3 separate regions of the Homo sapiens genome follow, and regions 1 and 3 are each linked to region 2. The links are chromatin contacts, found by Hi-C or POLR2A ChIA-PET in ENCODE. All regions are on one chromosome and are shown on one strand. The core of a region is the stretch at or near the end of the contact, and the rest is flanking DNA. Distances in the headings are between cores, read along the strand shown. Region 1 has its middle 20 kb from the start of WDR73. Region 2 overlaps AKAP13 (A-kinase anchoring protein 13). Region 3 overlaps ALPK3 (alpha kinase 3).

Region 1 (4,136 bases), core at 639-3,138, 950 kb before region 2:
GTGGCCCTGGTGGAAGACTTGCAGAAAGAACCTGGAAGACAGAGGCTGGAGGTGAGCTATAAAAACATAGTTCCGAACAGTTAAAATAGAGGTATGTGAGAGACAGAGCTGCCTTGGGTTACTAGCAGTGTGGGCATACTTCACTATTGATGTTAAACTGGAATTTGCTTATTTCGTGGTCATGGTATCTGCAACTTTCCTTCCAAGTTCAGGCTGACTCTTCAGAGAATGCACAACATTGGCTGCTCTGAGTGTCCGTCCCTGCCATTAAATAAGAAAATTGCTTAAAATGGTATGAGCCTCACTGTGATCAGGGAGGAGCACATGTGACAGGGATGTCTTTTTGGAGAACAGCTCTCACTCTGTAGCAGCCAGCCAGAGGCAAGCGGCTTCGGTGGTCTTTGTCGACATTATTGAGCCTATTGCAAAACACCTGAATTATCCTATGTCTTTTTGCCTAGGGTTTGGCAAGGCAGGTAGGAGCAGTCCCCAGAGAGCTGGGTGGCCAGGATGCAGTGGTCCATGGCCTTATCTCCATAAAGCCTTCCACATGTCTGCCGTCTTTACTGCTGTTGCAGGCTTTTGCATAAGACTGGCTTTTTCCTCTGCTTTTTTTTTTTTTTTTTTTTTTTTGGAAAGGGAGTCTCGCTCTGTCACCCAGGCTGGAGTGCAGTGGTGCCATCTCGGGTCATTGCAACCTCCGCCAACCGGGTTCAAGCGAGTCTCCTGCCTCAGCCTCCCTAGTAGCTGGGACTACAGGCGCCCACCACCACGCCCGGCTAATTTTTGTATTTTTAGTAGAGACTGGGTTTCACCATATTGGCCAGGCTGGCCTCGAACTCCTGACCTTGTGATCCACCCACCTCGGCCTCCCAAAGTGTTGGGATTACAGGCGTGAGCCACTGCACCCAACCTTTCCTCTGCTTTTTTATGTTTGGGATGTTTAAGTTTTAGTCCCTACAGAATTTTGACCACTTCCAGTCCTTGAAGAGGGACAGGATGTGCTCTCAAAGAAGGAGCCCTCAGGATCAGTACTGAGTTCTCTAAACATCCATCCGAAGCAAGCACAGACAGAATCTGTCTGTTCCAGGCAATGGTGAAGTTCACAGCAGAACCAGAGGAACAGTTGAAGCACAGCCCCAAAATAGAACGAACTCTAGCCCGTCCGCAAGAGTGATAAGAAATCGCAGTGTGGGCCCACGCGCGCCGCACGGCCGGGTCGCCGCCGTACCGTGGTGTACGTGCAGAATGCGCAGAGCGAGCGGCACCCGCTTACCCTGCGCTCCTCCGCAGCCTGGGCCGGGCCGCCCGGGACGCTGAGGCGGTGGCGGCAGCCGAGGGGGCCGGTCTTGCGCTCCGCAGGCTCGCGCGCCCGAGCCCGGGTTGCCGTTCGCCGCACAGGCCGCGTTCTCTCAGCCCACGGCGGCGATTAGGCGCTGAGGCGGCCGCCTGCGCTGCGCCGGAGCCTAGGACTCGGAAGCGACCCGGCCGAGGGCCCTGGGTGCCAGCCTCCTTGAGTCAAGGGTAGCGGGTGCATGGCGCAGTGACGGCCCCTATCTCTCTCTCCGCTCCCCAGCCTCGGGCGAGGCCGTCCGGCCGCACCCCTCCTGCTCAGCTGCGGTCGCCATGGCCAATGACAGCTGCGGGCCCGGCGAGCCGAGCTCGAGCGAGCGAGACCGGCAGTACTGCGAGCTGTGCGGGAAGATGGAGAACCTGCTGCGCTGCAGCCGCAGCTCCTTCTGCTGCAAGGAGCGCCAGCGCCAGGACTGGAAGAAGCACAAGCTCGTGTGCCAGGGCAGCGAGGGCGCCCTCGGCCACGGAGGGGGCCCTCACCAGGACTCCGGCCCCGCGCCGCCCGCTGCAGCGCCGCCGTCCAGGGACCGGGCCCTGGAGGCCAGGAAGGCAGCGAGGCGCCGGGACAGCGCCTCCGGGGACGCAGCCAAGGCAAAGGCCAAGTCCGCGGCCGACCCCGCGGCGGCCGCGTCCCCGCCTCGCGCGTCCCCGGGCCGGACAAAAGCCATGGCTGCTTGTTATCCGGTCAATGGAACGGGTTATGTACGTCATGTTGATAATCCAAATGGAGACGGAAGACGTGTGAAATGTATTACATTACGTTAAAGAACGGGATGCCAAGGTAAGTGGAGGTATACTTCGAATTTTTCTAGAAGGTAAAGCCTAGTTTGCTGACATTGAACCCAAATTTGATAGACTGCTGTTTTTCTGGTCTGACCATCGCAACCCTCATGAAGTACAACCAGCATATGCTACAAAGTACGCAATAACTGTTTGGTATTTGATGCAGATGAGAGAGCACGAGCTAAAGTAAAATATCTAACAGGTGAAAAAGGTGTGAGGATTGAACTCAATAAACCTTCAGATTCAGTCAGTAAAGACGTCTTATAGAGCCTTTGATCCAGCAATACCCCACTTCACCTACAATAATTGTTGACGCTATTTGTTAATTTGTGAATACGAATAAATGGGATAAAGAAAAATAGACAACCAGTTCGCATTTTAGTAAGGAAACAAACAACTTTGTGTGTTGCATCAAACAGAAGATTCTGACTGCTGTGACTTTGTACCGCATGATCAACTTAGAATCTGTGATTGCTTACAGGAAGAAGATAAGCTACTAATAGAAAATGTTTTTACCTCTGGATATGAAATAAGTGCCCTGTGTAGAATTTTTTTCATTCTTATATTTTGCCAGATCTGTTACGTAGCTGAGTTAATTTCATCTCTACTTTTTTAATATATGTCAAGTTTGAATTGGAATAATTTTTCTATGATTAGGTACAATTTATCAAAACTGAATTGAGAAAAAATTACAGTATTTCTCAAAATAACGTCAATCTATTTTTGTAAACCTCTTCATACTATTAAATTTTGCCCTAAAAGACCTCTTAATAATGATTGTTGCCAGTGACTGATTAATTTTATTTTACTTAAAATAAGAAAAGGAGCACTTTAATTACAACTGAAAAATCAGATTGTTTTGCAGTCCTTCCTATCTTACACTAATTTGAACTCTTAAAGATTGCTGCTTTTTTTTGATATTGTCAATAATGAAACCCAATTGTAAAACAGTCACCATTTACTACCAGTAACTTTTAGTTAATGTCTTACAAGGAAAAAGACACAATAAGAAGAGTTTAATTTTTTTTTTTTTTTTGAGTCTTGCTCTGTTACCCAGGCTGGAGTGCAGTGGTGCATTCTCAGCTCACTGCAACCCCACTGTCTCCCAGGTTCAAGCAATCCTCCCGCCTCAGCCTCACAACTAGCTGGGACTACAGGCACATACCACCATGCCTGGCTAATTTTTGTATTTTTAGTAGAGACTGGGTTTCACCATGTTGCCTAGGCTGGGGTTTAAGTTAAATTTTTTTAAAAACTAAAGTGACTGGCACTAAGTGAACTTGAGATTATCCTCAGCTTCAAGTTCCTAAGATAAGGGCTTTCTTAAGCTTTCAGATACATGTATCCTCTAGATGTAGACAATAATGTCCCATTTCTAAGTCTTTTCCTTTGCTTCTCCTTAAGTTGATTGTACTTCCAAATTTGCTGTTATTTTTTTTCCTAATACTGTGATTTATTTGATCTACAGACAGGAACCTTGTCTCTGTTGAAGAGCATCAAGGGAAGATTACATACGCCTTGAAACCGAAGTGTGTTGTTACCGACTTAATGTGCAGTAACTCCTCAGATATCTGTTAAGGCACTTCCCAGATGTGATGCCAGTCTTCTTACCTGTACTGAAAGATGTTTAGCTTAGAAAAAAAAAAAAGTGCAAAATCAGATTTAAAAAAAAAAAAAGTAGCAGCAGTGTGGGGAGGAAGGAAGTACCCTTCTGTGGGGAGGGCATAGAAGTACTCTGTGAGTGCAGAAAGTGGGGTAGAAGGTACAGCTCCCTTCTACTTAGAAGATTGGTGTGTTGACCTCAGGCTGACCGCATGAATTTCTGGGATCCTAAATGGGCACCTCCAAAGTGAAGAAGGACCTCGGTTGGCATGTTTTGTAAAACAACATAGGGGAGCCTGTAGCACCTTTCCTTATGTGAGTCAGAGATTACCGGTCCCAATAGGTTACAGTTGGAGACAGATTTTAGGTCTGGTTGGTGGGAAGGGCAAAAGGGTAGG
Region 2 (3,929 bases), core at 250-2,749:
GTGGGTAAGGCCACTTTGGCTTTAGATTCAGTTTTGACTGAAGAAGGAAAACTTCTGGTGGTTTCAGAAAGCTCTGCAGCTCAGGAACAAGATAAGGATAAAGCGGTGACCTGTTCCTCTATTAAGGAAAATGCTCTCTCTTCAGGAACTTTGCAGGAAGAGCAGAGAACACCACCTCCTGGACAAGATACTCAACAATTTCATGAAAAATCAATCTCAGCTGACTGTGCCAAGGACAAAGCACTTCAGCTAAGTAATTCACCGGGTGCATCCTCTGCCTTTCTTAAGGCAGAAACTGAACATAACAAGGAAGTGGCCCCACAAGTCTCACTGCTGACTCAAGGTGGGGCTGCCCAGAGCCTGGTGCCACCAGGAGCAAGTCTGGCCACAGAGTCAAGGCAGGAAGCCTTGGGGGCAGAGCACAACAGCTCCGCTCTGTTGCCATGTCTGTTGCCAGATGGGTCTGATGGGTCCGATGCTCTTAACTGCAGTCAGCCTTCTCCTCTGGATGTTGGAGTGAAGAACACTCAATCCCAGGGAAAAACTAGTGCCTGTGAGGTGAGTGGAGATGTGACGGTGGATGTTACAGGGGTTAATGCTCTACAAGGTATGGCTGAGCCCAGAAGAGAGAATATATCACACAACACCCAAGACATCCTGATTCCAAACGTCTTGTTGAGCCAAGAGAAGAATGCCGTTCTAGGTTTGCCAGTGGCTCTACAGGACAAAGCTGTGACTGACCCACAGGGAGTTGGAACCCCAGAGATGATACCTCTTGATTGGGAGAAAGGGAAGCTGGAGGGAGCAGACCACAGCTGTACCATGGGTGACGCTGAGGAAGCCCAAATAGACGATGAAGCACATCCTGTCCTACTGCAGCCTGTTGCCAAGGAGCTCCCCACAGACATGGAGCTCTCAGCCCATGATGATGGGGCCCCAGCTGGTGTGAGGGAAGTCATGCGAGCCCCGCCTTCAGGCAGGGAAAGGAGCACTCCCTCTCTACCTTGCATGGTCTCTGCCCAGGACGCACCTCTGCCTAAGGGGGCAGACTTGATAGAGGAGGCTGCCAGCCGTATAGTGGATGCTGTCATCGAACAAGTCAAGGCCGCTGGAGCACTGCTTACTGAGGGGGAGGCCTGTCACATGTCACTGTCCAGCCCTGAGTTGGGTCCTCTCACTAAAGGACTAGAGAGTGCTTTTACAGAAAAAGTGAGTACTTTCCCACCTGGGGAGAGCCTACCAATGGGCAGTACTCCTGAGGAAGCCACGGGGAGCCTTGCAGGATGTTTTGCTGGAAGGGAGGAGCCAGAGAAGATCATTTTACCTGTCCAGGGGCCTGAGCCAGCAGCAGGTAAGCAAAACATAATACAAAATTAACAGTCTGAGAAGCAGATTCCCTTAAGAGTCACTGTGGTGTCCTGGTAAAAATATAGGCATCTTTGTTGTTTTGAGGCCTTGCACTCATTGGGTAGGTAGCCAAGTTAATAGTCACCACCATCAGGAGGGGCACGTCATCTCAGGGTTGGACAGATTTTGCTTCCTGTATTGTAGACTTACTGCTTGGTTGCTTAAGCTTATAAACACTCCTGTCTCATTCTGGAGTGGTTGCAACTTTGCAAACCTAGAAAACAATGCCTAGATCACAGGTACTCTAAAGTGGTGAAAGAATTTAGCAGATGTTTTTATTCACATGGCTTAATCCTTTTCTCTAGTACCATAGAAAACAGTGCCAAAAAGCTGTGTTTTATCTACAAGCCTGAAACTCCCTTCCTCCCCTATCATCCTAGTCTGTATTCTGAGCAAATTTAGAGTCAGAGTGGTTTCATGAACAGCTGTAAGTATTGTTCTGAGCTGACTTCCCAACATCCAAAATGGTGGTATTAGGTCATTGGTGGTTTTTTGTTTGTTTGTTTTTGTTTTTTTTGGGCTAGGGGTGTTGTTGACGGGGAACTCCTTCCTTTTCCTGCTTGGGGAGTGGACCTCTAGTTCCATTGCCTGTTGCTTTTGGGCAGCAGTCTGAGAATTCAAGACCCTGCACAGTGCAGGGGATAGGATGCAGGATTTCCGCCCAAGCCCAGTCTGCTGAGCTGCTGTCACAGGGCAGACCTTGTGTCTGCTTTATCTTGGTGAAGCAGCTGCACTGAGCAGATTGCTCACACAGCAGCCTGTTCCATCTGTGGGTAACCATGTTCCGAGGCAGCAAAGAGAAACCGCTATTGCTCCGTGGAAATAAACTATCTGAATAAAACTTCTTAACGGGGGTTGAGGCTGAAGCTGAAACGGGAGTCGGACACGATCTTGGCTCCTGAAGTCTTTAAAGGTCAGTTTGATGCACACTTCTATACCACCACCTGTTACCAGCTGTAGACAGAAGACCTATCTCCATGCTTGCCCCTAGGCTTTTGTAGGTAAGAAGCAGCCTGTTTTGTCTTTATTGTTTATTTTTGCTGTTCTTTTCAATTTTTGAAAATCCCTTTACACATATGTATTAAGAATGTGGGGGAGGGTTATGGAGAGAAATGAATCAATGGAGCAAAAGAAGTTGCTTTGGAAGAAGCGCAATTTAAATACAGTGGTTATTTTCCCTGGTAAAGGGCTTTTAGCCGTTTATAATCTTTTTCCTCCCCAGTTGAGGGATTTAAGGAATCCGAGGTAGAATTTTTGATGACTTTAGCTTTTTAGTTTTATTAATGTTTTGGATTGTTAGTGATAGATACTTGCTGGCTGTTGTCTCAGGATTTAAATGAGGTCTCTAATTTTTAAAAAAAGCCACAACAACAAGTCTATTTTGGGGGCCCTGGCAGGTTGGCATTTCAGAAGAATGGGAGTGGCTGTAAGCTGATGCCTGGTGATGTTCTTTTCATTTCGGTGCTGCGTCCTTGGCCACATGGGCCGGAATTATTTCTCTTTCTGGCTCAGTGGTCAGAATTTGACTCAAGCAAGTGTGAACTCTGTGGGGATTGTGTCTGTAGTATCCTATGAGAAAAAGTAAAAACCAGGGAGAATTTCAGACTTTGATTTTTATTAGCACATATAGTAAAGATGGTGAGAAATGACGGATGTTTAGGATTTTGAGGTTTTGAGAAGGAAGAAAAATGTATGGACTTTCAGCAGTATATATGGGCTTGAGGTTGGTAAATTTTGTGTAGGTGAGTTACTTGTCCTGTTACCAAAAGGAGTCATACTCATGGTCTCAAACTGCAGAGGAACTCTGTATTGATGGTCTCAGACTACAGAGAAAGTAGCCAGTCATGAAGAAATTGGTACTTTCTTCAGAAAATGGCCAGGATTGGGAAAATCCCTGGTCACATTACTTTAGAGAAAAAGCACCTGAGTGTGATCTCAGAGCCAAAGGGTATTTTCTATCAAGTTTACATTCTACTCATAGATTTAATCATACTGTTTTGTGAGTGAGAAGACATAGGTTTAACTGCTGATTTGGAAGGAGCCAGTTTGAAAGAAGGGGATGTGGCCCTTGACCCACCAAAAGCATTGACCACAGTGCTTAGGAAATCAGTGATGCATGACTGAGCCACGCCAGTCCTGCAGAGGCTGCCGACACCCGTCAAGTGTGAGTAATCACTGTTTTCTAGTGTGACTGGTTGCTGTGCCAAGATGCATCTTTTCAAAGTTGATAGGTATAGGAAAGGAAGGAGGTACCAAAAATCACATCCCCAGAGGAAAGCAACCCTCTTTCCCCCCAGAAATTACTCTGACTCACTTAGAGATGTTTTGATCAAGGGATAGTTCTAAGGGGATTGCTTAGTCAGATTTTAACTTTAATAACATTTTATGAAATTTAACACAGATTTTGGTTCTTTGGGCAAGGAAACTTGTTTACCCATTTTTAAACTGCTGGTAAGATTATATAATTATAAGGTCAAAGAAGGAAGAAAAGAGGTTCATCTATAGAAATGTAACTCTTACAA
Region 3 (4,388 bases), core at 134-2,633, 740 kb before region 2:
TGCCCGGCTCTGAACGGCTCTGGCTGGGGGGTGTGGGGGCTCTCACCTCCCAGGAGGGGAGAGGTGGCACCTCCCGCTCCTACCTCTAGGTGTCGAGAAGAAGATGCCGCCATCTACCAGGCCTCTGCCCAGAACAGCAAGGGCATTGTGTCCTGCTCAGGGGTCCTGGAGGTGGGCACCATGACTGAGTACAAGATCCACCAGCGCTGGTTCGCCAAGTTGAAGCGCAAGGCTGCGGCAAAGCTGCGCGAGATCGAGCAGAGCTGGAAGCACGAGAAGGCGGTGCCTGGGGAGGTCGACACTCTGCGCAAGCTCAGCCCCGACCGCTTCCAGCGAAAGCGGCGATTGAGCGGGGCTCAAGCGCCGGGCCCCTCGGTCCCTACCAGGGAGCCTGAGGGTGGGACCCTGGCGGCTTGGCAGGAGGGAGAGACTGAGACTGCTCAGCACTCAGGTTTGGGCCTGATCAACAGTTTTGCTTCTGGAGAAGTGACCACCAACGGGGAGGCTGCCCCCGAGAATGGAGAGGACGGAGAGCATGGCTTGCTGACATACATCTGTGACGCCATGGAGCTGGGGCCTCAGAGAGCCCTCAAAGAGGAGAGTGGGGCCAAGAAGAAAAAGAAAGATGAGGAATCCAAGCAAGGCCTGCGGAAGCCAGAGTTAGAGAAGGCAGCCCAAAGCCGCCGTTCTTCAGAAAACTGCATCCCCAGCTCAGACGAGCCTGACTCCTGTGGGACTCAGGGGCCCGTGGGCGTGGAGCAGGTTCAGACCCAGCCCAGAGGCAGGGCTGCACGGGGGCCTGGGTCCTCTGGCACAGATAGTACCAGGAAGCCAGCCTCTGCTGTGGGCACTCCAGACAAGGCCCAGAAGGCCCCTGGCCCAGGCCCAGGCCAGGAAGTGTATTTCTCCTTGAAGGACATGTACCTGGAGAACACCCAGGCAGTCAGGCCTCTTGGGGAAGAGGGACCCCAGACCCTGAGTGTCCGGGCGCCTGGGGAGAGTCCCAAGGGGAAGGCACCCCTCAGGGCTAGAAGCGAGGGGGTGCCTGGCGCTCCTGGCCAGCCCACACACTCCTTGACCCCCCAGCCGACTAGGCCTTTCAACAGAAAGAGATTTGCCCCTCCAAAGCCCAAAGGAGAGGCCACCACTGACAGCAAGCCCATTTCTTCTCTGAGTCAAGCTCCAGAATGCGGGGCCCAGAGCTTAGGAAAGGCCCCACCTCAGGCCTCTGTGCAGGTGCCGACGCCCCCTGCCCGGCGGAGACATGGCACCCGGGACAGCACGTTGCAGGGGCAAGCAGGCCACAGGACTCCAGGAGAGGTAAGTGTGGGTGTTGGGTGCCTGGAGGCCGCTCTGGGAAGCTGACCTCATGGAAACTCTTGCTGCAACTGCTGGGCAGCCAGTGAGCAGTGGGCTATTTATAGAAAGGGGTGGGGAGGGACTGGAGTGCCAGCTACAGGGACCACAGGCATGCCCTTTGCCCCAGCCAGTTTCCAGATGCCAGGCATGTGGGCAGCACAGCCTGACTGTGACCCTCTTCTGGGAGTGTAGGAGTTCACAGCCAAGGGGACTGTGCCCCGGAGGGAGATGGAAGAAGATAATGTTCTCTGGGGTGGGAAAGGGGGCCAGTGGAGAGCTTTCTGTGGGCTTTGCTGAGGCAACAGTGTTTCATGGGGGAGACGGAGGAGCAGGTGTGCGCTGTAGTGTACAGCAGGTGGCAACTTGGCTACTCATTCGATTTTTAACAAAGCTGAATGTCCAGGAAATGCTGGTTAAATCTGGGTTTATCTAAGGTTCTGGAGTCAGGCATACCTATATGCAAATCTGACTGCCTTAACATGGCGTGATCTAGAGCAAGTTGTAAAACTGGAAGAATAATCATAACAATACCTACTTCGTAGGGCTGTTGTAAGAATCTGGTGCCCTCTAAGAACTAAGTAAGTGGCAGTTGGGATCAGATATGACTATGGTGGGAAACAGAGGCAAAGTGTTTTTACTTGGTAACAGGAGTGCCATCATCTTCTAGGGAACAGGTAGCTGACAGAGAAAAGATTATGTTTTGTGTGGAGACAGGGGTAGTGGAGTGTCCACTCCCCAAAGAGGCAGATGGGTGGCAGCGTTAAGGAGCTTGAGGGGTGGGATTGAGAGGGCAGGAAGGAAACAATTCGTCCCTTTTGGTTATTTCTTTATGTTTCAGGGGCTTGGGGGGCATTATTTCACAGTGGTTTTGGGAGACAGAGTGTTTTATAGTGGGACAGAAAGAAGACAGTGTTTCTTATGAGTGGCAGAAGGAAAAGTATTTCAAGAGTGGGGCTGGGGTGGATAAAATAGATAGAACATATTTACACTGAGACAAATACTGGTTATTTATTTGAAGTCCCAATTTAACTGGGTGTCGGTATTTCTTTCTTTCTTTGGTTTGTTTATTTGTTTGTTTGTTTTTTGAGATGGAGTTGCCCAGGCTGGAGTGCAGTACAGTGGTGCGATCTCAGCTCACTGCAGCCTCCGGCTCCCGGGTTCAAGCAGTTCTTGTGTCTCAGCCTCCAAAGTAGTTGGAATTACAGGTGTGAGGCACCATGCTCAGCTAATTTTTGTATTTTTAGTAGAGACAGGGTTTTGCTGTGTTGACCAGGCTGATCTTGAACTCTTGACCTCAAGTGATCTGTCCACCTCAGCCTCCCAAAATGTTGGGATTACAGGCGTGAGCCGCCGTGCCCAGCCCAGTATTTCTTTTTGCTAAATCTGATAACCTTAAGTGGAGACATCCTCTGGTTTTGGTGAGAACTAAGATGAGACTGTTTCTTAGGATAGAGGAAGCAGTTATAGATCGGGAATGGCTTCATGGGGGAACAGGAGGAAAGCAGTGTTTCCCAGGGGTAGGGACAGAGGACAGGTGGTTTCTCGGAGCAGTGAAGGGAAGCACATGAGGGACAAGCTGATACAGCACCTGGCAGAGGGCAAAGGGGAAAGGATGCTTTGTGGAGAACAGGAGGGGCTTTCCCATGGAGAGAACTTTCATGGTGGGAAGGAGGGAAAGACTAGTTTTAAGGGTGACCATGGGAAATGGTTTTATTTCATGGGTGCTAAGGTTAGACTGTAGGAACAGTAGTTCAGAGGGCTTTGGAGTGGAACAAACCTCAAGGACCTAAAACCAGACTTTCTGGAACCTGTTCCTGACTCTTGTCCCCCTCATGCCTGGTCTCCTGTAGTTTTGGCCACTGGAATGGTAAGTTCACAGTGGCCCGGGGAAGGCTTTGTGGGGCTGCTGCACATGCCTGACAGCCCACAGGCTGGACAGCAGGGACTTTTGGAAGAGATGGCTCTCATAGGCCCTCATAGCTCATTTAGGAAGGGACCAGGCTGGTGGCCAAGTGAGTGTGCAAATCTGGCTTCTCTGCCTAAATGGTGAGGAACCCAATACCAGATGGTGGCATCCTCCTGGTAGGGCCAGAGGAGGAAGTACCAGCCCCCTCTTCCTTGCCTCCCAAAGGTAGGAGGAGGGGCTCAGGCAGTGTGGTACCTGAGAAGTTGTCTGTGTTGGTTCCACTGCTCCAACAAAAACCTCATGGTTAGGCTGGGTACAGTGGCTCATGCCTGTAATCCCAGCACTTTGGAAGGCCGAAGCAGGTGGCTCACTTGAGGTTAGGAGTTTGAGACCAGCTTGGCCAACATGGTGAAACCCCATCTTTACTAAAAATACAAAAAATTAGCCGGGTGTGGTGGCACGTGCCTGTAATTCTGACCACTTGGGTGGCTGAGGCAGGAGAATTGCTAGAACCTGGGAGGTGGAGGTTGCAGTGAGCAATAGTTTAGATAGTCTCATGAGACTAAGGAGACAAAAATTAGAGCCCATGGTCTCAAGAGTGGGAGCCCTTGTAAGCCCCCTGGGTTTTGGGTTGGGACTCTGAAGGTTTGTACCCTAGGAGAAAGGGGAATCAAGTAAATTAGTCTCACGGTATTGAGTTACTGACGAGCTCCAAGTTACATGGATAACTAAGAAATATCTCAATCCCTGAAATTAGAATTAGGTGGTTCAAGATACCTAGTGCCCTCAGGCACCTGGCAGAAGCAAACAAAAATCATATCTGGAGGATGACAGCATCATCTTAAGCCTGAAATTATTTTTAAAAAGTATTTCAAATATAATATTCAGCATGAAATGAAGATAAGTCCACAGAAGATAGAAATTGGCCCACAGGTTGCCGGGCACAGTGGCTCACGCTTGTAATCGCAGTACTTTAGGAGGCTGAGGTGGGCAGATCACTTGAAGCCAGGAGTTCAAGACCAGCCTGGCCAATGTGGTGAAACCCTGTCTCTACTAAAAATATAAGAATTAGGCCAGGCATGGTGGCTCATGCCTGTAATCCCAGCACTTTGGGAAGCTAAGG

What was found. A loop is a pair of places that touch in the nucleus more often than their neighbours do. ChIA-PET counts read pairs that join two places held with the same protein, here RNA polymerase II (POLR2A). Pooled maps may share reads with other maps.
Region 1: a map of gastrocnemius medialis shows a loop between it and region 2 (7-fold over the local background). The contact joins two enhancer-like sites. A Hi-C loop is called at or near these places in 1 of 168 maps with a recorded cell type or tissue (gastrocnemius medialis) and 6 of 50 pooled maps. POLR2A ChIA-PET finds 5 or more read pairs at or near these places in 1 of 52 experiments (naive thymus-derived CD8-positive, alpha-beta T cell).
Region 3: a loop to region 2 is called in a map of gastrocnemius medialis, with 4 times the contacts of the local background. The contact joins two enhancer-like sites. A Hi-C loop is called at or near these places in 1 of 168 maps with a recorded cell type or tissue (gastrocnemius medialis) and 1 of 50 pooled maps.

Annotation. Positions count from the first base shown.
Region 1 is chr15:84,632,248-84,636,383 of GRCh38, forward strand. It overlaps the pseudogene SCAND2P and the pseudogene EGLN1P1. Among named protein-coding and RNA genes, the nearest start is that of WDR73, 20 kb to the right of the region's middle. RefSeq lists silencers at 1,141-1,490, 1,961-2,040. Within about 2 kb of position 1,889, at least 6 of the 41 ENCODE cell types and tissues checked have a DNase peak (open chromatin) inside an H3K27ac peak, as active enhancers do.
Region 2 is chr15:85,580,757-85,584,685 of GRCh38, forward strand. It overlaps AKAP13 (A-kinase anchoring protein 13), which reads left to right. Exons shown (of 37, transcript NM_007200.5): 7 at 1-1,351. Among named protein-coding and RNA genes, the nearest start is that of LINC02883, 180 kb to the right of the region's middle. RefSeq lists a silencer at 622-916. Within about 2 kb of position 1,500, at least 33 of the 41 ENCODE cell types and tissues checked have a DNase peak (open chromatin) inside an H3K27ac peak, as active enhancers do; they include gastrocnemius medialis, where a contact is called at or near this core.
Region 3 is chr15:84,839,613-84,844,000 of GRCh38, forward strand. It overlaps ALPK3 (alpha kinase 3), which reads left to right. Exons shown (of 14, transcript NM_020778.5): 5 at 90-1,320. Among named protein-coding and RNA genes, the nearest start is that of ALPK3, 24 kb to the left of the region's middle. RefSeq lists an enhancer at 1,151-1,644. Within about 2 kb of position 1,384, at least 21 of the 41 ENCODE cell types and tissues checked have a DNase peak (open chromatin) inside an H3K27ac peak, as active enhancers do; they include gastrocnemius medialis, where a contact is called at or near this core.